3 separate regions of the Mus musculus genome follow, and all the other regions are linked to region 2. The links are chromatin loops, found by intact Hi-C in ENCODE. Cell type or tissue: heart. All regions are shown on one strand.

What was found. Peaks named below come from ENCODE experiments on the same cell type or tissue, not always from the same donor. Only the 100,000 strongest peaks of a DNase experiment are listed, where the experiment ranks them.
Region 1: a loop joins it to region 2, with 6 times the contacts of the local background. A loop is called at or near these places in 12 of 42 quality-filtered maps.
Region 3: it touches region 2 in a loop (10-fold over the local background); 21 of 42 quality-filtered maps call a loop at or near these places.

Annotation. Positions count from the first base shown.
Region 1 is chr3:52,238,353-52,246,352 of GRCm38, reverse strand. The region is part of intron 1 of Gm30125 (a long non-coding RNA gene); the gene reads right to left. Among named protein-coding and RNA genes, the nearest start is that of Gm30125, 4.9 kb to the right of the region's middle. In heart, CTCF peaks have their summits at 2,553 (motif pointing left) and 3,676 (motif pointing right); a DNase peak (open chromatin) is centred at 3,692.
Region 2 is chr3:51,506,848-51,514,847 of GRCm38, reverse strand. It overlaps Gm36008 (a long non-coding RNA gene), which reads right to left and starts at 3,860. Exons shown (of 4, transcript XR_003954701.1): 1 at 3,690-3,860; 2 at 1,366-1,419; 3 at 752-889; 4 at 154-193. In heart, a CTCF peak has its summit at 3,793 (motif pointing left); a DNase peak (open chromatin) is centred at 3,757; H3K27ac peaks cover 332 bases.
Region 3 is chr3:51,648,472-51,656,471 of GRCm38, reverse strand. It overlaps a transcript of Mgst2 not described here. Among named protein-coding and RNA genes, the nearest start is that of Mgst2, 8.7 kb to the left of the region's middle. In heart, CTCF peaks have their summits at 4,045 (motif pointing right) and 7,951 (motif pointing right); DNase peaks (open chromatin) are centred at 3,511, 4,041, 6,881 and 7,951; H3K4me3 peaks cover 1,174 bases; H3K27ac peaks cover 3,207 bases.

The DNA.
Region 1 (8,000 bases), 730 kb before region 2:
TAAAACTCTAGCCAATGATTTTCATTTACTCTGAAAACTCCCGCCCACTCTCCAAGGTCCATATACACCCCTGGTTCACCTCGAATGGAGTGTGTGTATACACGCTCACCCTGCATATAGGTATGCACACACGCTGAGACTGTTTAAGGGAGTCCTTTCATGGAAGACCATCAGAGAAGGCCTTCTCTTAAAGGACCTGTAACACTAAGATATTCGGAGAAGTCTTCCCCTGACTCCCACCAGCCGGACTCAGATCCTGCAGAACACCGTCCGTTCCAGACTCTGCTTCACCCTTTCAGCCCACTCAGTGTGCAGCAGCATCTGGATACCCTGAGATGGAGGAGGCAGAGGATAGAGAACCACAGCTGGACCCTAGCCAGCATACCATGGCTGGCCCCCAGAACATGGGACACAACCAGTTAACGCATACTGAAGGGACCCAACTGGACAAGACAGACTCCATCTTGTAACTAGCCCTCCATTTTATACACTAGGTCCTGTCCTCAGGTTAAACTCTAATTACTGGGAAAACATAAACTGTTCCAGGAAGGAACCACCCCAGACAGGCCACCAGCAGGAAAATACCTAACGTTCCAGAAGCTATAGAAAGATATAGATAGATTACTTTAGCCAACTGAAATCATTGTTAGCCAATTATGTGCCTGCCAAGTTGATAAGTCCCTCATCCTACTGTAACCACAATAAAAAGGCTGAACCTTAGGTGCTGGGGTCTTCTGCGTTACCTAGCTGTGTCAGAGGGCCTGAAGGTCCAAGCTCGAGCATACAAATTCGACTCCTGGTGGTCTTTGGGGACCCTTAGATCAGGGCATAACATCTGTAGGCTTGTCCAGGATCTTCAAGCACCACTCCCCAGGACCCCTGAACTGTTGAGTCAAAACCCAGCCAGTGAGTGTCCGAATGTTTGTCCTCTGTCTTGGTGTCTCAGCATTCCACCCTTAATGCAAGCTGCAAGCAGTCCAGGCAGATGCACTGGACAACCCTGGGCCACCGGACTTGGGAGATGTCCCAGACCTGCATATAGGGAATTGGATCCCCCGAGTATACTTGAAGAGACAAAGCTGGTCACTCCAAAAGCGCACAGTGAGACCATCTTCTCCCCCCCCCCTTTTTTTTTACCTGATTCCCAGGAGTATTGAGTGCCTTCTTGCCTGTTGTCCTTCTGTTTGCTCTCTGTCTGACTTATTTCTTTGTGGCTGATGTTATGGGACAGACTAAGATCAGTCCTTTAACTTTGTTCTTAGACCATTTCAAGGACTCTAAAATTAGGGTTAGAGTCTAGGTTTAGACTTCTTTTTGCAGGAATGAATGGCCAACCTTCAACAGGTGGCTAGCCCCTAGCCCACAATTTTTAGGACCAAGGACATCATCTCTGGACAACCGAGACACCCAAACTACATCACCAGATTTACATCTGGTAGGATCTGGTCCAGGCCCCACCAAAATGGCTCAAGCTGCTGCTGCTGTCACAGAAGCCAAGCACTGCTGTACCCTGGAAAACAGTGAGAAATGAAAAACTGAAACTAACCCTATGGCCCATCTTTATCTTGTCTTAACACTGACACTGAAGAGGACTTCGTCTTCTCACCCCTGCCTTACTGACCCCCATTAGGGGATCACCAAAGGTCTCACCCTGAGGCCCCAGGAGGGGCTCAAGGACCCTCCTTGGTGAGCCCAATGACAGCTGCCTCCACTGCCTGCGGCTGAGTCCACAGTTCTCCCCTTGAGGGCAATAAGCCCACAAGACGATGAGGGGAACCAACTGATGCAATACTGGCCCTTCAACACTAGTGATCTATATAACTAGAAACTTCAGAACCCTAAATTCTCAAAGAAACCAGCTGCTTTAGTTGACTTATTAGATTCTGTCATTTTTACCCACCAACCCACCTGGGATGACTGTCAACTACTCTTACAGATCCTCTTCACTGTCCCGGAGCAAGAGAGGATTTTAAATAAGGCCCAGATATTGGTTCTTGGAGCAATTGGGACTCCTACTACTAGCCAGGCTCTGCTTGATGTAGGCTATCCCTTGACCAGACGAGACTGGAATTTTAACTCCGAGGAAGGTAAGGGAGAGGCTTTGGATCTTCCTCTAGACTCTAACGGGAGTCTCAGAGTGCTGCACACTGACCTAGGTACATAATTTGGCCTAGGTACATAATGTGCAAAAGGAAAGGATAGAATCACCTGCAGCCTTTCTAGAAAGGAGTGTGGAGACCTATCGTACCTATACACCCCCAGATCCAGAGGCACCAAAGAAGAAATCAGTAGTCATTATGGCCTTTGTGAATCAGGCTGCCCTTGATATCAGGTGCAAATTGCAGAGAATAGACAGACCAGAGGACAAGAGTTAGCAGGAATTGCTGGTGGAAAGTGTACAACAACAGAGAAACACTTGAGAAGAAACAGTTACGAGCCGTGACCACCACCAGGGAGCCACAAACTCAAAACTTGGCCATGATACTTCTGGCCACAGCAGCAGATTCCTTCGCCGAGAAAAAAACCACCAACTGCGCCATCTCGTGGCTGGCAAATGAAGAGAGGAAGCCAAGGCTCCAAGAGAACTGTAAGGAGATGGGACTTTGGGTCAAAGACTGCCAGAAGATACCTCCAAAGAGATATCTTGTAGGTCTTCGAGTTGGAAGAATTTAGTGACTAGAGGGGACGAGGTTCAGACCCCTCCTCTCCGAACCCAGAGTAACCCTTAAAGTGGAGGGAAAACTCATTAATTTCTTAGGAGACACAGGGATACAATATTTAGTCCTAATCCAATCCCATGGCAAATTGTCCTCAAAGAAATCCCATGTATAAGGGGCCACTGGTATGAATCAATATACATGGACTACTCGAAGAACAGTTCATCTCAGAATGGGGCAGTAGCCCACTCCTTCATAATCATACCAGACTACCCCTACCCCTTCCCGGGGAAAGAGTTGCTGATCAAGATAGGAGCCCAGATCTCCTTTGATCAAAGAGCCACCCCTGTCACAGATCCCAGAGGGCACCTCATTCGCATACTCACCCTGTCTCTAGAAGATAAATACAGATTTTACAAAGACCAAGCTCTCTCCCAAATGAGATCTCAGTTTGGTTGACCAAATCCCCCTTGACTTGGGCAGAAACTGGAGGAATAGGGTTGGCGGCCCATAGGGCTGCCATTTGGATTGAACTGAAACCAGGGGCAACTCCTGTCCAAATAAGACACTATCCAATGCCCCAAGAAGCCAAAGCGGGTATCATATCCCACATCAGAAGGTTCAGGGACTTGGCAAACTAGTACCCATGGAATACGCCCCTCCTTCCCATCAAGAAGCCCAACTACAATGACTATAGACGAGTTCAGGACCTCAGAGAAGTAAAGAGTAGAGTAATGAACATAGAGCCTACAGTACCAAACCCATATACCCTCCTGAATTTGTCATAACCTTCCAAGAGTGGGTATACAATATTGGACCTCAAAGATGCTTTCTTTAGCCTGCCCTTAGCCCCCCTAGAGCCAGCCTCTGTTTGTCTTTGAGTGGCATGACCCCCAAAAAAGGATTCAATGGACAAATAACATGGGGCAGACTTCCACAAGGATCCAACCATCTTTGAGGAGGCTCTGAGTCAGTATAGGCAGAAACATCCCAGTATCACCCTCTTGTAATATGTAGTTGACCTCTTGGTGGCAGCAGAGACCATGAAAGAATGTCAACGGAGTACTGAGGCCCTGTTAATGGCACTGGGGAAATTAGGCTATGGGGCATCCGCAAATCTGCCAATAAGAGGCAACATACTTGGGATACATCCTAAAAGGGAGCCTAAAAGATAGCTTCTATGGCTATCGGAGGTCCAAAAAGAGATCATTTTGAAGACCTCCACCCATCACAAAATGGAAGGTCAGAGATTTCTTGTGGTTGGCAGGGTTCTGCCACTTTTGGGTCCCTAATTTTGCATAATTGGCGAAGCCCCTCTACGAGGCCATCAAGGAAAAGGAGGCCTTCCAATGGACAGAGTCCAGAAAAGCACTTTCAATAGATTCAAAAAGACCTTATTAACGACTCCCACACTAGGGCTACCTGACATTACCAAGCCCTTCCAGCTATGTATAGCTAAAGGCAAAGACATGGCTAAAGGCAAAGACATAGCTCGCTCAAACGTTAGGCCCCAGAATACTTTTCAAAGATATTAGACCTTCTGGCCTCTGGATGGCTTTCTTGTTTGAAAACTATCACCTGCACAGCCTTTCTAGTCAAGGACATGGATAAATTGACTCTGGGGCAAGAACTCTACATTACCACTCCCCATCCATTGAAGGGGTTCTCAACCCCCAGATTGATGGATAAGCAATGCATGCATGACTCACGAAAGCCTGCTGCTACCCCACACCCTGCCCTGCCCTGTGTATCCATTTTCTACCAAGTGCTGCCCTGAGCCCAGCCTCTCTGTTACCAGACTCAGATTTGGAGACTCCACTACGTGATTATGCAGGGATACCAAGCCAGGTGCACAGACTCAGGAAACACCTATGGAACCGGCTGCTGCCGAATGTAGAAGCTACTTGGTTCAAGCAGCTTTGTGTGTGACTGGACAAAAGTATATGGGGGGCAGCAGTGTTAGAAGACTCAGAAACTGTATGGGCATCTGTCCTGCCACCCGGCACTTCGGCACAACAAGCTGAACTTATAGCTCTACCAGAAACCCTCAAATTGGAAAAAGGCAAAAGACTCAACATTTATACAGATAGCCTGTATGTTCATGGGGCCAAGAAAGAGGATTCCTGACAGCCGAAGGAAAGATTATTAAAAACACACAGGAGATGCTAAACCTGTTAGAGACTCTTTGTTTAAAAAAAAAATGATTATTACATACCAACCAGGCCAGCATGAAGGAACTATGCCTGAGGCAAAGGGTAATCAATCCCAGGGCAGATTTGGCAGCCAAGGCAGCAGCTCCTATAGCAGCTTTGACTTTCCAACTGCCTGACCCAGGAGCTCCAGTCCTACCAGATAAGCCTCAATACTCTATGTTATCTCTACTCACAAACTGCCTATGTCCCATAAGCCGGATGGCTGGTGGCTCATCGGAGACTGTAAAATAATCTTGCCCAGCAATTTGGCAGCCAGTCTGCTCTAACACATACACCGGACAACCCTGTTGGGTTCCAAACTGAGGACCTGATAAGAAAGGTGGACCTAAAGAGCCTCACCCTCAGGTCCCCGACTGAGCAGCCTGCTTCCAAATGCTTGAGTTGCAAGCTCACTAATGCAGATAACGAGCCAAAGGGTAAAGGCTCCGACGGCAGGGTGCCAAACCTGGTGCCCGCTGGGAAATGGACTTTACCGAGTTAAGACCAGGGAAATATGATTACAGGTACCTGCTAGTGCTTGTAGACACCTTTCCAGGATGGACTGAGGCCTACCCCACCAGGCATGAAATGACACAGATAGTGATCAAGAAGATACTACAGGAGGTGCTTCCCAGGTATAGAATGCCAGCCCTCCTAAGCTCTGACAAGGGACCTGCCCTCACAGTTCAGGTAACACAGAGGATGGCTAAAGCCATTGGAGAAAATTGGAAACAACATTGTACTTACAGGCCCCAAAGCTCAGGACAAGTAGAGAGGGTGAATAGAACTCTAAAAGAGACCCTTACTAAATTAACCATAGAGACTGGCAGGGACTGGGTGGGTCTCCTCCCCTTTGCCTTTAATAGGGTTCAAAACACATCCTATACATTGGGTTTATGAAACCATGTTTGGAAGGGCCCCCTCCCATTTTACCTAACCTAAAATCTGAAGTCTTAGCTGAAATTGATGATCACCATTTACTTGACTCTCTTGAACATCTAGCCCACACCTGAAAAAAGCGATGGCCTCACACGAAGCCCATTTATGAGGCTGCGCCAACTCCGACTCCCCACCACTATTGCCCTTGGAGACTGGATCTTCCCGAGAAGGCACCGAAAGGAAACCCTAAAGCCCTTGCTGGAAAGGACCCAACATCGTGGCCCTAACAACACACTACCCTCAAGGTTGACAGGATTGCTACCTGGATACATCCCATGCTTGTCTATGTCACATCCAGACTCAGGGAACGTCTCCACGAGATGTCCTTCAGAGACTAAGGAAACCCACTAACACTCACGTTCCAGCACTTCTAAGCCTCCTGACATGTGCTGTCTGCATCTTGCTTTCAGGAGTTGCTGGCTCATTCTCTGGTTCTTGCCCTCACCAGCCCTGGAACCTAACCTGGACTCTTCTGGTGACATTGTCCACCAGCAGATCAAGACTGCACCCCTCTGTACCTGGCTCCCCAACCTCCACTTCCGACCTGGCTAACCTACATGGCTCTCTTGGGCTGATGGATTTCTCAGCACACATCTCTTCTATGTTTGCCTGGGGTACAAAAACCATAAGACCTGGCAGTGACAATGTGGGGGAGCTGAATCCTTCTGCTCTTCCTGGGATTGTGAGTATGGAACACATTTGGTGGGATCCGTCTATCAAAATGGACTTCAACTGAGTAAGCTGAAAGTCTGATGACCAAATCAGCCACGGACACTGGGCAGTGCAACCCTGTCCTCATTAGGTTTGCAGACTTGGGGGAAGAGGCTAACAGATGGGAATTAGGAAAACCTGGGGGCTCTGAATTTATGACAAAGATAGACTGGGAAATGGCAGCCCCTTTACTACCAAACTAGATAAGAAATACCTACACAACCTGCACCTATAGGCCTAGGTCTTGGCCTCTGCCGCCCAAACAATCCTATCCACTGACACCACCACACGACATGGACAAATCCATGTCCGAACCTCCCCACAGAGAGTCCCTGGCCCATTACATCTCAAAGCCACCTGCCAATGGCTCAATCAGTCTTACACAGATCTTACTGAGGACTGTTGGCTATGCTTGGATGCCAATTCTCTATATTATGATGGGCTAGCCCTTAACTCCTCTATAACAGAACATTATCCGGAACCTCAGCAATGCAGATGGCAGCGAGAGGGTCCCAGCTGGACTTCTTTGCAGTCGCTCTCGAGACAAAGGCTCTGTATAGGTATTTCTGTGTGCCACCTATGTAACACCACAGTAACTTGGATAGGTTCAGGGTACTTGGGTCCTCCTGAGAGCATGGGGTGGGCATGCTCTACTGGTCTAATTCCATGCATTCACCCTGGAGTCTTAAATGCCTCCCCTGATTTCTGTGACCTGGTACAAAACATCCCAGGGATAATGTATCATTCAGGAGAAGATGTCCTTAATCATCTCACTCCTGGGTCTCATGTATGATGCAAAAGGGAACCCATAGCTGCCATTGTCCCGTCCACCCTCTTAGGTATAGGTATTGCAGGGGCCATAGGCACTGGAACCTCTGCTCTGGTATTGCAAGGTGCTCATTACAGGTTGTTGAGGCTGGCTATCGACAGGGATGCTGAGAGACTTGAAAAATCAATGTCTGCCTTAGAAAAATCACTCTCTTCCCTGGCTGAAGTTGTGTTGCAGAACAGGAGAGGATTAGATCTATTGTTCTTACAGTGAGGTAGACTTTGTGTCACATTAGGAGAATGCTGTGTCTGTGCAGACCAGACTGGCAGAGTTAAGGAAAATACAGCAGAACCAAGACAGAATACAGGACAGAAAATGAGAAATGGAACAACAGCAAGGATGGTGTGAAAGCGTGTTTAATGGATCCCCTTGGCTGACTGCCTTTATATCTACCCTTGCTGGTCCACTCATTATACTCTTACAACACTCACCTTCAGGCCTTGCATACTAAAAGGGTTTACAAACTGTCTTAGTCAGGGTTTCTATTCCTGCACAAACATCATGACCAAGAAGAAACTTGGGGAGGAAAGGGTTTATTCAGCTTACACTTTCCACATTGCTGTTCATCACCAGGGAAGTCAGGACTGGAACTCAAGTAGGTCAGGAAGCAGGAGCTGATGCAGAGGCCATGGAGGGATGTTCTTTACTGGCTTGCTTCCCCTGGCTTGCTCA
Region 2 (8,000 bases):
GCACGTGTGCATATAACTTCCCATAGACACACACTTATCCACTTAATTAAAAGTAAAATGGATTGGGCTGGAGAGATGGCTTCGTGGTTAAGAGCACTGACTGTTCTTCCGGAAGTCCTGAGTTCAATTCCCAGCAACCACATGGTGGCTCGCAACCATCCATAATGAGATCGGATGCTCTCTTCTGGAGTGTCTGAAGGAAAATGGTTCTTTAAAATAAAATCTTAAAGATCTTAAGACCAGCTTAGATGGCTCAGCAGGTAAAGGTGCTTGCCACCAAGCCTAATTAATGGGCTGAACTCAACTCCTGGGACGCACCCAAAAGATGACAAGAAAAGAACCTACTCCTGCAAGTTATCTCTGACTGCCACATATATACTGTGGCACAGATGCCCCTTGCCAGTAATCGCAAAAGTTTAGCTTTAAAAAGAGAAAGCATGGGCTGGAGAGATGGCTCAGTGGTTAAGAGCGCTGTCTGCTCTTCCAGAGATCCTGAGTTCAATTCCCAGCAACCACATGGCTCACAACCATCTGTAATGAGATCTGATGCCCTCTTCTGATGTGTCAGCAACAAGATGCTCATACAACACTAAGTATTTTTTAGAAAGAAAGGAAGGGAGGGAGGGAGGGAGGAAGGAAGGAAGGAAGGAAGGAAGGAAGGAAAACATTTCCCACAACCCCTTTCTTCTTTTCTAGGAGAGCAGGGACTCTAGGCTCCAGCAAGTTAGCCATAGCTAACAAGGATACTCACTCCCCACCGATGACAAGTGCTCAGGGGTCAGTGTCTTCCTGGATGTGTAGGGCACACGCTTACTTATGGCAGAATGTAAAGCCATGTTCATCCATCTGACATCTCTTTAGCTTTCCATATGGCAGGCCCAGAGGCTGTCTGCAAGTGGGAAGCAGAGCGTTGATTAACAAGCCTCACAGTGACCAAATGTGCGCTCCTGGGTAGGCTTGGGCGAAGAAGAGTCAAGGAGCTGGGGAAGGGCTGAACCTTGTAGCTCAGAGCTTTCCTGAGGGTGAGGAAAACAAAAACAAAAAACATTCCAGGCTAGGGAGAGACACCCATCCCCTACCCCCCGCCCCCCGAGCCTGAAATAATTGTGTGTGGATTTCTCAGGAACCTTAGTAGAAGTCAGGGCTGGCAGCAGAGAGGAAGGAGTGGGCTGGGGTACCCAGTGAGCAGCTGGGAATTGTGTTCCTAAAGACCTGGAAGCCTTTTCCCAGAAAGCCACCCAGTGGAGTGAAGAAGCTATGTTTGTCTTCACAAAGCAATTTTGTTCAACTGAGCTTATTGCAGTTTTTAGAAACAGTCTTGTTTCGTTGGTTGGGAAGTATTTTAAATCACATTTATTTGCTTACCAGGAAGAGGGATGAGGTGAGTGCATTTGTCCCGTGGAGGGTGGGTGTCGGTCCCTGTGGGTCAGAAGATGACTTTAACGGTGTTAGTTCTCCCCTTCAATCAGTTTCCCCAGGGATCTAACAGGGGCTGTCAACAAGCACAGCTACCCACTGAGCCATCTGGCCACCTCTCTGGTTTTCTGAGTCAGGGTCTGGCTATGTTGCGCAGAGTGGCCTCAAACTGTGGGCAGTCCTCCTGCCTCCCAGGTTCTGGGATGACAAGCGTGTACTACTACTACTACTACATCTGGCTCAGAAACACTCTTGAAACCATGTTATTCCCCAGACCTTCCTCCCCTGTGTGGTGTGAAGACTCCGGTGAAGATGGAGGCCCTCGTGGAAGTGGGGAGTGGTGCTAAGGAGAGGCAGAGCTCCAGGTGCTTTTCTTCTTAACTTTTTATTGGTTCTTTGTGGATTTCACATCATGCACCCCAGTCCCACTCACCTCCCCTTCCCCTCATACCCTTGCAACCATCCCTCTCCACACCCTGTGGGAAGCCACATGTGCCGTTGCAGAGTGGCACTGACTACTGCTGGCCACCACGCATAAGTTTGGACAAACAACCAATGTGTACATATGCAGTAAAGTCTTTTGCAAAGACACTGCCTGGCCCGGGCATGAAAATGAGGCTTTGAGAGTATAACCAATCAGATGTGAGACATGCAAATGAGGTATGATAATGAGGCTCTGTGAGGTACAGAGAGAGAGAGTAGCCAATCAGATGAGGAACATGCAAATGAGGCTTAGTGCATAACCAATCCGGGTGTGAGACACGCCTTTCCTAGGCCTATATAAGCAGCACCAGTTCTGGGCTCGGGGTCTTTTCGCCTCTGCAATCAAGCTCTCCCAATAAACGTGTGCAGAAGGATCCTGTTGCAGCGTCGTCTGGCGTGCGCAAGAACACCCCAACAAAAACATCTCATTGTGGAAGCTTTAGTGTTGTCACAGTGTACCCCACAGTATACCCTTTTGCCCACACTTCTTTGCTTGCAGAGTCCTTGGTCAGGTGACAAGGCCTCTGGCTTCTGCTACTCTATCAATTACTGGAACCTCAATGGGACTCCTCTTGGATATACTGTTGTTGCTCTGTATCATGGAGATCCTGCAGTTTTGGATCTGCAGGACCAGGTCCTTCACGCACTCCAGCAGTTCATTGATGGGGTAGATGCTGGCATGGGCCAATTCGATGAAAGCCCTGGATCTGGGCCTGTGAAGTATCTACCCTGGGCAGCCTGCCACAACCACACCATAAGGGCAAGCTCTACTGCCCCATCCAGGCTGGCTCAACCGATGCCACCACCAGCAAGGGCAGGGCCAACTCTCCCACTCATGCTCCCTCATGCCTTCCGGGCTGGCTCATCTGCACCCACGCCATCAGGGCCAGCTCTACTATGCTGCCCAGGCCCATTGCAGAACCCAGTCTCCTTGGGATGTAACTTACAATAGCAATTGCTGGACAATGGAGTTAGGCTTTTAAAATGCAGACTTGGGACTGGAGACTTGCTGATCAAATATGAAGATTTCAGTTCAGATCCCTAAGGACCCACATAAAAAGCTAAGCTGTGGCCTCCACCTCAGCTGTTGATCTCAGGGGTGGGGCAGTGACAAGAGGGCCACTTTGGGCTTGCTGGCCACCAGCTCAGCTCCAGGTTCAGCGAGGAGAAATCCTGTCCCAGGAATAAGGCAAAGGGTGGTAATGACCAATACCCTTTTCTGAACTCAGGAAGCTTAGAATATACACCACACACACATATAGACACACAAATGTAAGGTTTGCTAATATTTAGGTATAATGATAAAGACGAGGACACAAGTGTCAGTGGAGAGACACTTTGTCAGTGACAGTTTTCACATCCTGTGTGGCCACACAGGGAAATACAAGATTGGCGAGGAGACAGAGGAATCTAGAGCCGATTAGGGCAAGCGCTTTGCCTGTGTCTTCTGCAAGGAGGACGTTGAGTCAGGGGAAGCACACCAGGGCTGTATTGGCTCTGGGGTGCAGGACCTTCCTGAGTTCAGACCTTGGGGTGAAAATGACAGAAGGTATCCTAGGACTGTAAGGAGATCACCGGAGATGTATCCCCCCCCCCGCCCCCATTCCACCCACGCTGTGCTGCCTTGCATGTTTTCTAGGGTTTGTAGTCGTAGGAAGTGAGTTGCCCTGGCCAGGCAAAGGCTCCAGAGCCAGTCTCCAGAACGGAAAAGAAGATGCTGGGAATGAATGAAGAGTGAGCCCTGTGCTTGGAGTCTGAGCGACTGAAGTGAGGAGAAAAATGAAAGTTACCTCCCATCCGCTGACTCCTTAGGGGCTCCCCGGAAATTGCCTTCACCCCTAGCTTTTGCTTCCCAGACAATCCTTGGCTTTCTCTGTGGCTCAGCGCCCTCTTGTGGCGAGAGCTTATCCTCCTATCATTTCCTAAGGCCTAGTTCCTACGTGTCTTCAAAAGAAACACAAAGGCCAGGCACATACCACTTGAGAAGGGAAACAGAGGCTGGAAAATCAGGAATTCAAGTCACCCTGGGCTATATCAAGGCTAGCCTGGGCTACATAAGAACTTCTCAAAACAAAAAACACAACAAACAAACAAAACAAAGAAGAATAAAAAGGAGAAGTCTGCCCAGGTGTGGCTGAGTGGCAGGACTGGGGGGGTGGGGGGTAGGGGGGCGCGCACGCGCACGCCCACACACCCACCCACCCACACACACACACACACACACACACACACACACACACGTGCTCAAACACACACGTGCTCAATCATGCACACATCACAAAGGACAAAACCAACTTTACCTAATCTTTTTCTTAATCACCAGATTGAACTTTGAATAGCTTCGTAATTGTTTTTAAAGCCCATATTTAAGACGGCTAATAGTACATTTGGTGCCTACAGTAAACTGCATCAAACAAAGCTGGTTTATATTTAAAGACAAAGATTCTTTTGTTTGGTATGGTTTGGGGTTTGGGGTTTGATTTTCAAGACAAAGTTTCTCTGTGTCCTGGAACTCACTCTGTAGACTAGGCTGGCCTCAGAACCCAGAAATCCACCCGCCTCAACCTCCCAAATGCTGGGATTAAAGGAGTGTGCCACCACCATCCAGAGGTGTTTTTTTATTTTGTTTTGTTTTGTTTTGTTTTTTGTTTTTGTTTTTTTTAAGTCTCCAGGCACTTTAAGGTGCTTTAGCTAGAATGCAGTTATGCGCCCATTAGTCCTAAAGGCTCTAAACCCTGAACTTCCCTATGTCATCTTCAGTGCTCAGTCCCTGCTGCAGAGAGAGTCCTGGTTCATGGACGATGTTGTCTTCGCCTTCATCATATGCACCAAACACAAGGAATTAAATCAAGTTACAGGTAGTAGGCAGCTTCATGGATTTCTTCTTGATTCCAGGCTCCAGCTGCTCTCTGGCAGAGAGCACACCTCTCTAAAATAGGGACGTCTTGGGCACCTGTACCCAGAGCTGGAGATAAGCAAGGCATGGCAGCACATGCCTTTAATCCTAGCACACAGGAGGCAAGGGGATCTATAGATGAGCTCAAGGCTAGCATAGTCTACACAGCAAGTTCCAGGGGTAACCAGGGCTACCTAGTGAGACAGTCATCTCAAAAAAAAAAAAAGCTTGAAATGAAAATTAAGTCAGGGATGGCCGGATGGCTCAGTGGGGAAAGGCACCTGCTGCTACTGTGGCACCTGGGGCCCTGTGTTCAGTCCCCGAGTGGAGGAAAGAGAGCACAGACTCCTGGGAGTGGTCCTCTCACCTCCACATGTGTACAAACATGCATGTACAAAAATAAATTAAAATGTGATTTAACATTTTAATCTCTCTCTGTGTCTCTGTCTCTGTCTCTGTCTCTGTCTCTCTCTCTCTCTCTCTCTCTCTCTCTCTCTCTGTGTGTGTGTGTGTGTGTGTGTGTGTGTGTGTGTGTGTGTGTGTGTGTGTGTTAGCATGAGTGTGGAGGTCAGAGGGCAGCTTGTAGAGGTTAGTTCCCTCCGATGTGTGGATCCCAGGGATGAAACCAAGATTGTCACAGCCTCAGCATCCCTGCTTTGGATGGCTGAACCATCTTGCCAATCCATAGGAAACTAATTTTAAAAATTCACAGTCCAGCTTGTCATTTGAGTGGGTTATGTATACCAAAGGAGGTAGCATACCCCATAGCAACGATTTTGCTTCCTAAGCAAGTAGTAAGATAGCTGTCATCTCTTGTTTATATATTTATACACGTGAAATTACAATTATACCACTCCACCTGAGTGCATGTGTAAGCACATACTTGTGCGTGCGCACATGTGTGTGCACAAGAACACCTCTTAGGTAGGTAAGGCCTATGATACCCCCAGCATGGGGCATAGAGCCGGAAACCTGACAGAAGCCGACCACTGGCTGTACTGCTTTCCCTTGCCACAGTCACCGTGGACCACCAGATTTGAGACTCGGCATCTCAGATTCAGGGAGAAAGGAAATCCACCCTAAGGGAGAGGAGAAGGGGGCATCAGAAAAACGAAGTGGGTTTTCTCCAGTCCTCCGTGCGGGTGTTGAGGACCACCCACCACCCATGAGCCTTATGAACCATTGACAACATTCCAGAGCTTGCCCTCCAACTTCAGTGGGGTCGGTGACTTTACACAGAAGATTTTTCAAATGTCGGGTCTCTTGAATTCTATGTTCAGCCCGTTAACTGCATAGAGTCACCTGGGCAGGACACACAACCCTGGAACTTTGCCTTCCTCTGGAGTCTAATAAGTGACGGGTATGGCAGTGTATGTGGGGAATTATGAGAAGGTTAAAGGTAAGCAGAAGGGATGACGGTAACTGTCTTGAAAAGTGCTCTCTGGGGGCCATATCAGGGCCCAAGCAGTGATACCTAACGTCACTAGAGAACAAGAAGAATGAGCGGCAAGCCAGCCGGATGGGATTGAATAAAATAGTCTTTCAAAGCCATCACAAGGTTTGGAATCTTCTTCAAGATAATACAGGGCTGGGAGAAGTAGTTGAGCTGTAGATAAAACCAGACTCGCCGTATGTGGAGAGCTGAGAGACCAGCTCATGGGGGAATTCATTAGATTATAATGCCCACTTTTATGATTTCAAATCTGGAATTAAAAAACACATGAAACAATTTTAAGATTCCCAAACATTATTAACTATAAACATACCAAGCTCAAGAACCATTGAGGCAAACATTACCTGCCATAATTGTAGCTGAGCAATTGCCTTTCTTTAATTTCCGGGGCCCAGCGACATCTAATCCGTATTGTGAAATGGATGGCTCAAGTTTCATTGAATGTTACACGACTATCACAGAGCCCTCCTCCAGTCCGATCCCCTTCTCATTAAGCTGCCCTCTGGCTGTCATTCTGCCTTTGGGGAAAGAGTGTTGGACATGTTAGCACAGCCCCACTGTCCCTATGGCAGTCACATTTCTCACTTAACTGTGACTACTCTGAGACTCTTGCTCTGAACATTGGTCCTACGAGTTTGGTTCATAGGTCTGTCCTCAAAAGTGGAACTATTCGTAGCACGCTGGCAAAGCATCCACGTTCTGTGCCTTTGAAGATCTGGGAAAAGAATGAGCCAAGGAAGGTTTTTCCAAGATGAACGTCCCCACTCGTATCCCCACCCCCAGCCCCTGTTCCTCTTTGTTCTCTGGCCTTCTATCTTTCAGACTTGACAAGTGTGTTCCTAACTCCAGACCATGACACCACTCATCTCCCCCAACGCTGTCCTCCAGTCCCTCACACAGCTTCTCTCCCACCTCCAGCACTCAGCAACCAGTCCTAGTGAGGAATGCCTTCTGGGTCATGCGTATCCCACACTGGCTCGCTCTAACATTCCGTGTTTGTTTTCCATTATTCTTCATGGCACATCTTCCACTGAGCACCACTGAGGCACAGCATTTGCTGCCTTACTGCAATTAACTAACCCTTTGTATGGTGCCCGAAACACTGGAGAGTCTCGTTCAATATCGACTGAACATGCAGATGAGTCATTCCTGGGATCTCCACGTGCAGTGATTGTTCTTCAGTGAAGGAAACTTGGGGCTGAACAGTAATACAACCAAAATAGACGGATGACATCCAGCAAGAGGTAATCGGGAGCCAGATGAGTGGCAAAATCAATCAATCAATCAGTCAGTCAATCAATCACTATAGCAGGAGGGCAATTGAAATAGGCTGAAACTGGAAAACAGTAGGAAGTGTGGAGCCATCACTCTGTGAACTACTGTGCTAAACATCCCGTCTGGTCTGATAAAGCAAGGTTGGGTTGGGAGGACAACCGTGTGGAGTCAGCGCCTTGGTACTGTATCAATTTGCTAAAGTCAATTTCAGTTCTATACATTAGCAACAAGCAATTAGAAAACTAAACATCATGGGGCTAAAGAGATGGCTCAGCAGTTAAGAGCACTTGTTGCTCTTTTAGAGGACCTGGGTTCCATTCCCAGAGCCCACAGGGTGGCTCACAAACATCTGTAATGCTGGTTCCAGAGGATCCAATGCCCTTTCCTGATCTCTGAGGGCATGAGGCACACGTGGTACACAGACATGCATAATACACGCAAATGCATTAGAGAAGTCATAAAAGAAAGAATAATAAG
Region 3 (8,000 bases), 140 kb before region 2:
GTGCTACCATAAGCCATGGCTGCCAGCCTCCATAAGGACAGAGTGACCAGCCCTGTGTGTTGATGAGGCCACGCCGTGTCATAACACAGGCTCCAAAATGCAGGTATCATTTCCAAGGCTCCCCAGGTTCCCCCAGAAGACTGGAACTACCATTTGACTGGCTTCACGATGGCTTTTGACAGAAGAAGGCCTCAACCTCACTCATCCTAAGTTTATTTAAGGGTTAGGAGAGGATAAGATAAAAGAATTCCAGAGGCTACTGAAGAGAAATAGAAATCCTCCTCCAACTCCCTCAGCACCCTGCAGCCCTACACACACACACACACACACACACACACACACACATACACGCACACACGCACACATGCACATCTATGTCCGTTCCTGCTCTTAGCCACACACACCAGCACACATTCACGCTCATACACACATGCTTACTCAGCACCCGTATGCACACAGGCACACAACTCACGCACATAAACGGTAGCCAGTTTCCAAGGTACCACACATTAAACACAAGTTTAACTCATCAAGTGGATGACATGCTGCGTGCTGGCAGTTTGGCAGCAACAACAACAAATGAAACTGATGTAATAATCTGTTTCCAAGTAATGCTATAGTCAGCCTTGACTGTGACTGTTTTCAACTGAACGCCATGCTGGATTCCATGCATTCACACAGGATTGTGATAAGGACTCTGCCATCGTCCCTGAAGGCCATGCTCAGGGTCTGAGCATAAACTCAACCAGGCTCAGAGCAACAAGAGACTGGGGCCCAAGTCAAGGGCCTGCGGTGCTCAGTGTGGGCCCATGGTCCCTGAGGTCATCCTGGTAGCTCCCTGTAAATTTCTGGGGATCATGGTACAGGGACTGTATGTAATCCATACACGGAAGCATGAGGCCTTACTGAGCTACACAGAGTACCTTGTCATAAGAGAAAGAAGAAGGACCTGCAGAGATGGTGTAGCAGCTAAGAGCATACACTGCTCTTGCAGAGAATCCAAGTTCAGGTCCCCACCCCCAACACACACACCCCCTGCAAAGGTGTCACATGACTATAATCACTTGCAAAGCCAGTTCTTAAAGGATTTGACACCCCTAGCCTCCCTCTGAAGCCGTGTGTGTGTGTGTGTGTGTGTGTGTGTGTGTGTGTGTGTGTGTGTGCAAATAAATCTTTAAGAAACATATTTTTTAAAGATAACAAAACAACAAAGACAAGGTATTAGCCCTCACCCAGTGACAGCCATGCCCAAAATTATCTCTGTGAATCTGTGTAAAAAAACTAGCCGGGCAGTGGTGGCACACACCTTTAATCCCAGCACTTGGGAGGCAGAGGCAGGTGGATTTCTGAGTTCGAGGCCAGCCTAGTCTACAGAGTGAGTTCCAGGACAGCCAGGACTACACAGACAACTTTGTAGACACCTGTGTAGACAAAAACAAAACAAAACAAAACAAAAACCAAAAAAACAACTGTGTAGACAAAAGTGCAGACAACTCCCAGGTCCTCTGGAGGAGCAGGAAGCACTCTTAACCCCTGAGCTATGTCTGCAGCCCTGCACCTGACTTTTCTAACCCCCACTCCTCGTGCACCACCCGGTGCAGAGCCTCTCAGTTAGTCAACAATGAACACTCCTCAGACAGCTACACCATCGGAAGTGGTACAAATGGGCAGATTTCTGGGCTTCCTTCAGCTCTCTTACTATATCAGGAAGCACATACAGTCTCTCAGAACTCACACAAGACTCCTATGCGGTTGTAAACGATCCCCATTTTACAGATCCAGAAACCAAGATCCACTGAACTTCCAAGGCTTGCTTTATTATTTCAGTTAAAAAAAAAAAAAAAAAAAAAAAAAAAAAAAAAAAACAGAAGTTAGACAGGCTCCCTAGACAGACACACAGAGCAGTCATCACTAGGTAATAAAGGCAGCAAATTTCCAAGATGGCTGGCTTCTTCCTTACCCTCCTGGCCTTCGAAAAGAAGCCTGCTACTGGGCTGACTCAACAAGTTCAAGCCTGATCAGGATGTGTCACAACAGCTGTGTACCAATCAGCCACCCTGCCCATCTTCAACTCACTGGCCCTAAAGTAAGAGAGGAAGACTCTCTCTTCCAAGGCCTCCAAACCCCCAGGCCTCTAGGAGAGACTAGAGTTTCTGAGCTTCCAGAGTCCCCCCCTCTCTCCTTCACAGAGGGTCTCTTTCTCTATGTGCGCTGCATGTGTGTGTTTTCCCAACCCACAATAAATGACAACCTTAACTGCTAATTCTGTCTGTGGTGAGATTTCCCTGTTGGTACTTGCTGTTCATCACATTTTTTTAAATCTGTTTTTGTTTGGTAGATTGGTTTTGGACAGGTTTTTTCCACGTAGCCCTGGTTGTCCAGGAATTTGCTCTGTAGATAAGATTGGCCTGGAACTCACAGAGCTGTCTGCCTCTGCCTCCCGAGTGCTGGGATTAAAGAAGGGCACCACCGTGCCCAGCAGTGCCTTTGAATTCTTTGGCAGGGATAACATGCCTTATCTACACTCCTAGTCTGTATCATCCCTGTACTGTACCAAATTCACTGCATCCCAGAGATTGAAGATCCCTGAGCAGTGAGAATGAATGAGTTGATGGCCAAGGTGAGCACCACTGTTGTCCAGGAAGGAGAGAAGTCTGTGATGATCCACAGAGGCGGGAAGGAAGAGAGGAGGATAGGCGGAACCTTGGAGAGGTGACTAGCCGATAAAACAAAGTCCAGGTTCTCACCAGAGGAACCTCTGGGTAATATCTGGTAGAGACGGACCAGCAGACAGACTCAGGAGAGAGACCTGAGGGCACCACACAGATGAGTGCTGCTGTAGGCTACCTAAGTCTCACCTTCACCCACCAGTACCTCCTCAGCAGTTGGCTTGGATGTGCATCTAGAGTGGAGGGTCTCATGTTCAGATGAGTGAGTGAGTGTGTGTGTGTGTGTGTGTGTGTGTGTGTGTGTGTGTGTGTGCGCGCGCGCGCGCGCGCGCGCACTTGCTGGCGGGGGGGGGGGGGGCGTGTAAATAAACATCTATGGAACTCAGGAATCTCTTGGGTTTTGTTTTGTTTTTTTAACACAAGAGTGGCCAGAGACCTTCCTGAAGCTTCTCTGCCTAGTTCCTCTTGCTCAGTGTGTCACTCAGACTTCCACGTTATTTTGTGCATGAACACATTGCCCCAGTCCCGTCACTAGGATCCTATGGAACCTAGAAAGACATCTGCCGTTTGCATGACCTACAGCATTTGGGCTGAGAAACCGTGGAGTAGTGTGCTTTCCTCCATGTCTCTCAGGGGTTTGTTAAGCCAAAAGGAAAAGGTCGAGCGAGCTCTATCTCCAGCCCTCAGAAAAGGTTGGCCAATTAAACCAACTGCGAAACCAGGAGGTTCCCCCTCACTTTAAAATGCAGCGCTGAGCCTTCATCTGGGCCGAGGGGGTCTGGCCAACAGTTAACTGCAGCTCCAGCCTGTGGCCACATGACTCAGGAAAATACTCATCTGACCAGATCGCAGGCCAAGCCAAGGCCAGCAGGAAGGAAAGTGACACTGAAAAACAAGAAACCTACTAGCCCCAGCGGGGCCCTCCCTTCTCCCGCCCTTCCCCCCACCCCCTAACCCCCTCACCCCGCCCCCATCCGGAGTAATTCAGGAGGCCAGGAGGGTGCAGCAGAGGCCGCAACAGACCTCAAAGCTCAGGCACCAGCTTTTATTTGTTTTCTTCCTTTATGTATTCCTTCCTCCTGCTGCCCTTAGGCTGTGTCTGGTTCTAGCCTTTGTTCCTGAGACTTTGGCAAAACATTCTCAGAATTTCGGTCACTGACATTTTTCAACCCCCCAAAAATACCTGGGGCCAAAATTCCCGACAAAGCTACCTAGTGAACCCTTCTTTTCCCTTCACTCCCCGAGTCTGTTTCTCACGTTCTTCTCTGCAGATTTGGTACACCCCTAGTTTGCAGGAGGAGGCGCCTAAAGAGTCACCTGGTCAGAGCAGGGCCTTCAATTCTACCTACGGGTCTTGATAACCTATTTTGTCAAACCACAAGGGGGCGCAAGTCCCAAGAGTACCAGGACTGTATCTGCCGCTTGGAGGCAAGCCACTCTGATCTCTCAGGTATTACTACCCCAAGGATGCACGGCATCAAAACTGGAACAAGTCAGTTAGAAATGAAGTGGTGGGTGGGGGAAAGTCTGCTGGGATCATTTTTAAATGATCTATAAAAACGTAGTGTTTCAGAGATCAACAAATAGAGCATCTCCAAGAGTCCTTGACAAGAAGCAGCGCACATAACAGCTCAAAACCACAAGTACAAGAATACAAAAGAATCCTTCGCCCTGACCCACTCAGAACTAACAATTCCAGACCAGGCTACTCACAGAGACTACACAGATTCACATCCACCTAAGAACAGCGCATCCAAAAAACACTTCAGATTTGAAAACCACTGCCCGGGTCTGTGGCAAACCCCAGGAAAAAGCACTCCTACATGCTAGATACTGGATTTTTCTTTTTTAATGTTTTGAGGAAGCTGACAACTTGCTGTGAACATTGACCTGTGGTTTCTAGAGTATCTTGACTTTAAAAATAAAACTAAATAGCTCTGCTCGGACTTTGCCTAAAGTCACTACAGAAGAGCAAGTCAGAGAGTCGGGTGAACTCTGGAAAGGTTCCCTGGACCAGGCAGAAAATGGGCATCAGGTTCACACTAGTGTGAGAGTCGGGCTTGGTAAACAAAGGAAAGGCTAAAACCAAGAGAGATGCAGAGTGCTGATTCAGCTAGCAAACCAAGTGTCAGGAGAATGGTCTGGGGAAAAGACGCGTGCGTGCGGAAAAGATGCGTGCGTGCGTGTGTGTGTGTGTGTGTGTGTGTGTGTGTGTGTGTGTGTGTGTGATGGAGTGTAAGCAGAAGGAACAGCAGTAAGAATGCTTAAGGAGGGAAAGGATAAATCATGATCAAAGAATTCTGGAGATATGGGAGGGCAGAGCAAATGAGGAGCCAGGGTGTGCCCACACAGGGCCATCCTGGGCATGCTTACCTCATAACAGAGGCACTCAGTCTGGCTTAGTTCACCACCATTGACAGTGGACAATGTCAGGGACTTTTTTTAAAAACTTGTCACAGCTGAGGAGTGGGATGCTACTGGCACCTAGTGGGTAGAGGCCAGGGATGCTACTAAATATCCTATACTGCACAGGACAGCCCACAACAAAGAATGATCCTGCTCACCGGGTCCATGGTGCTGAGGCTGCAGAACCACCCAAGGACCGTTAGCTGGAAGATTTGCTGAAGATGTCTGCACCAAGTCTCACTGTGGTATCAGGATGGTAATGGGGCAGTATGGTTACTGCACCTAAGAAGGGGTCTGTTAGGAAAGGGTATTAGGATACCCTGGCCACTGGGGTGTCAGTATGGGCAGACACAGTGAGTGGAGGAGAAAGAGGTTTGAAGGACCACATCAGTAGGCATGGGAGGCATGATGGATGTGGAGGGTCCTTGTGGGAGGCAGCATTGGGCAAAGCTTAAATGCAGGTGCATGTTTGAATAACACCACCAGAGCGGGAAGAATTGGCGAGCCAGGAATCCAGGAGGAAGAAAGAGCAAAGCAAACAGCGTGCATCCAGGCCAGCAGCCACTCAGATGAGCTGTGGTGAGAACCTGTCACTGAACAGACAGGCCCAGCTGACATCTCGAGACATCTCAGGACAGACTGTGGGGGAAAACAGTTCTACAAAACAGAGCAGCCACAGTCTCTGACCCCCGAGAGGAAGGAGAGAGAATTCACCTTCTATGCCTAGCTTCCCACTGGTCAGTCCCTATAGCAGCCTGAGAATATATCTACACACTCTTTGACACGTCTGTCATCGTGAGCTTGAGATTGCTAATATCCTTTCTGAGAGCCTAAAGCGGCCTCTATTCTTTTATAATCACCGTGATGACAGGCGATGCTTCCAAGACAACGTAGGACAGCATTTGTTTTGCTCAGCGATGCACCCATAAGCGGAGCCTTCAGTATAAGAAGTTGGCTTCCCTGAAGCCACCATGAGGAGATGAAGTGTAGACCACGTGAAGACCCCATGTGTGAGGTCCAGGCAACAGTTAGCATGACCTTACTGAGGATGTTTTCCCATGGCTCTAATTCACTAACGTTGGATGTCCCCAGCTGAGACACAAGCCAGTCCCACTGACCCACATAACCCATGAGCAGAATTAAATGTTGTTCCTAGCCCTAAATTTCAGGTGTGATTTGTCTGTCACGCTAGAGTAGCCACTGGAACGGCCTCATTACAAGTTAACAGCTCTGGCTCGCACTTGCACCAGAGCGGCACTCTAAACAGGAGCCAGGAGCATCCGAAGCATGGCTGGAAATTCTCAAGTGGCAGAACCGCACAGCACACCCCAGCCTCCTCCTCACCCGCACCCCACACCCCAAACCTCAAGGATGCTGATCAGCTACAGTGGAGCCAAGATGGAACACTGACCTGAGTGCTTGCTTGGGACAGAGATGAGGTCAAGAAACTTAGAGAGCAGCCCCTTGGTGAGTCTGATGATGGAAGTGGGGAAGATGTGTGCCCTGCCTGACTTATTTCAAGGTGGCTCTACTTAATGAGAGGAAAAATGGACCCTGACCAAGTAGCTCAGTTAAGTGCCACCGCTTACAATACTAATAGAATCCAGCCCACCAAGTCCATGGCAAAGTCACGGCTCTTAACCCGCAGGCCCCCAGAAGCCTTAGGGCTGTGTGAATCTACTCTCCTGAGTGGTATCTTCCGCATACCAGGTTGGGAATGTTCAGCAGTTGAGTCATGTATTTAAAAAAACGTTCTGTCAAAGGAGACAGAGGTCAAGCTACAGGAAGAAGCAAAGTTCCTGCAGGAGCCGCCCTCTGAAATCACATGCCTAGATCCCAAAGCTTGCTAGGGAGAGAGAGGCTATCCTACTGTTTAAGAAAGTCCATGAGAGGAAAATGTTAATGTGTTGTTGTTTCCAATTCGTAAGAATCATCCGTCCTCCCTCTCACCTTTAACCCAAATGGCCAGGTCTAGGCGTGGCTGACGCTGGTCTTCTGCAAGTTATTTTGCCATTGGTGCCTTTGACTTCTGCTGTTGTAAATGTTACTTTAAGATCATAAAACTAGTAATATTCCAGACCTGGAGAAGATCTTATAAACTAGTAATGTAGCCAGGTATGGTGGCACACACCTTTAATGCCAGCATTCAAGAGGCAGAGAGGCAGGGTCAGTATGGGCTCCAGGCCAGTTACTGCTACATAACATGACCCTATCAGTAGTAATAGCCGGGCCTTGGTAGTGTCCCAGATCTAGGGGGCTGCACGCCCCTAACCTGCTTCTTACTCTGGTGCCCACCGAATCTCAACGCACCAGTGCCTACAGCAGAAACTTCAGAACAGCTGTACAGTCATGTTAGGGGAGGGAAATTCAAGGTGGGGGTGAAGCAGGGAAGAGAGATGACTCGTGACAGGGATCACATGGTCCAGTGTCTACTCTTATGGGCGACTTTACCTTGGCAGGTCTTCACAAGATCCTCACAGTAACAACCCACATTTTTCACAAGGAAAAAGTGAGGCACAAAAAAAGACAGAGAGAACTGCCAGGCAGGCATAGTGTTTCGCCTTTAATTCCAGCACTCGGTAGGCAGAAGCAGGCAGATCTCTGAGTTCCAGGACAGCCACAGCTACACAGAAAAATCCTGTCTCCAAAAACAAAACAAAACAAAACAAAAAAGACGAAGGACTTCCGATGATGACACAGTTGATGAGGCGCAAACTCCGCGTGTCACTCTCTCCAGCTCAACACATTGTGCGCTCTTGCGGTCCTCCCATTATATTCAACTCCATCCCTCTTTGCCTGCTCCTTGTCCTGGAGCAGTCTGAGCATAGTAGGATGGACATGGCTCAGAGCTCCCGCAGCCTGCAGTTCTCCAGCCTTGCCACCAGATGGGGCAACTATAGGCAAACTCCTGCCTCTTACCAAAGC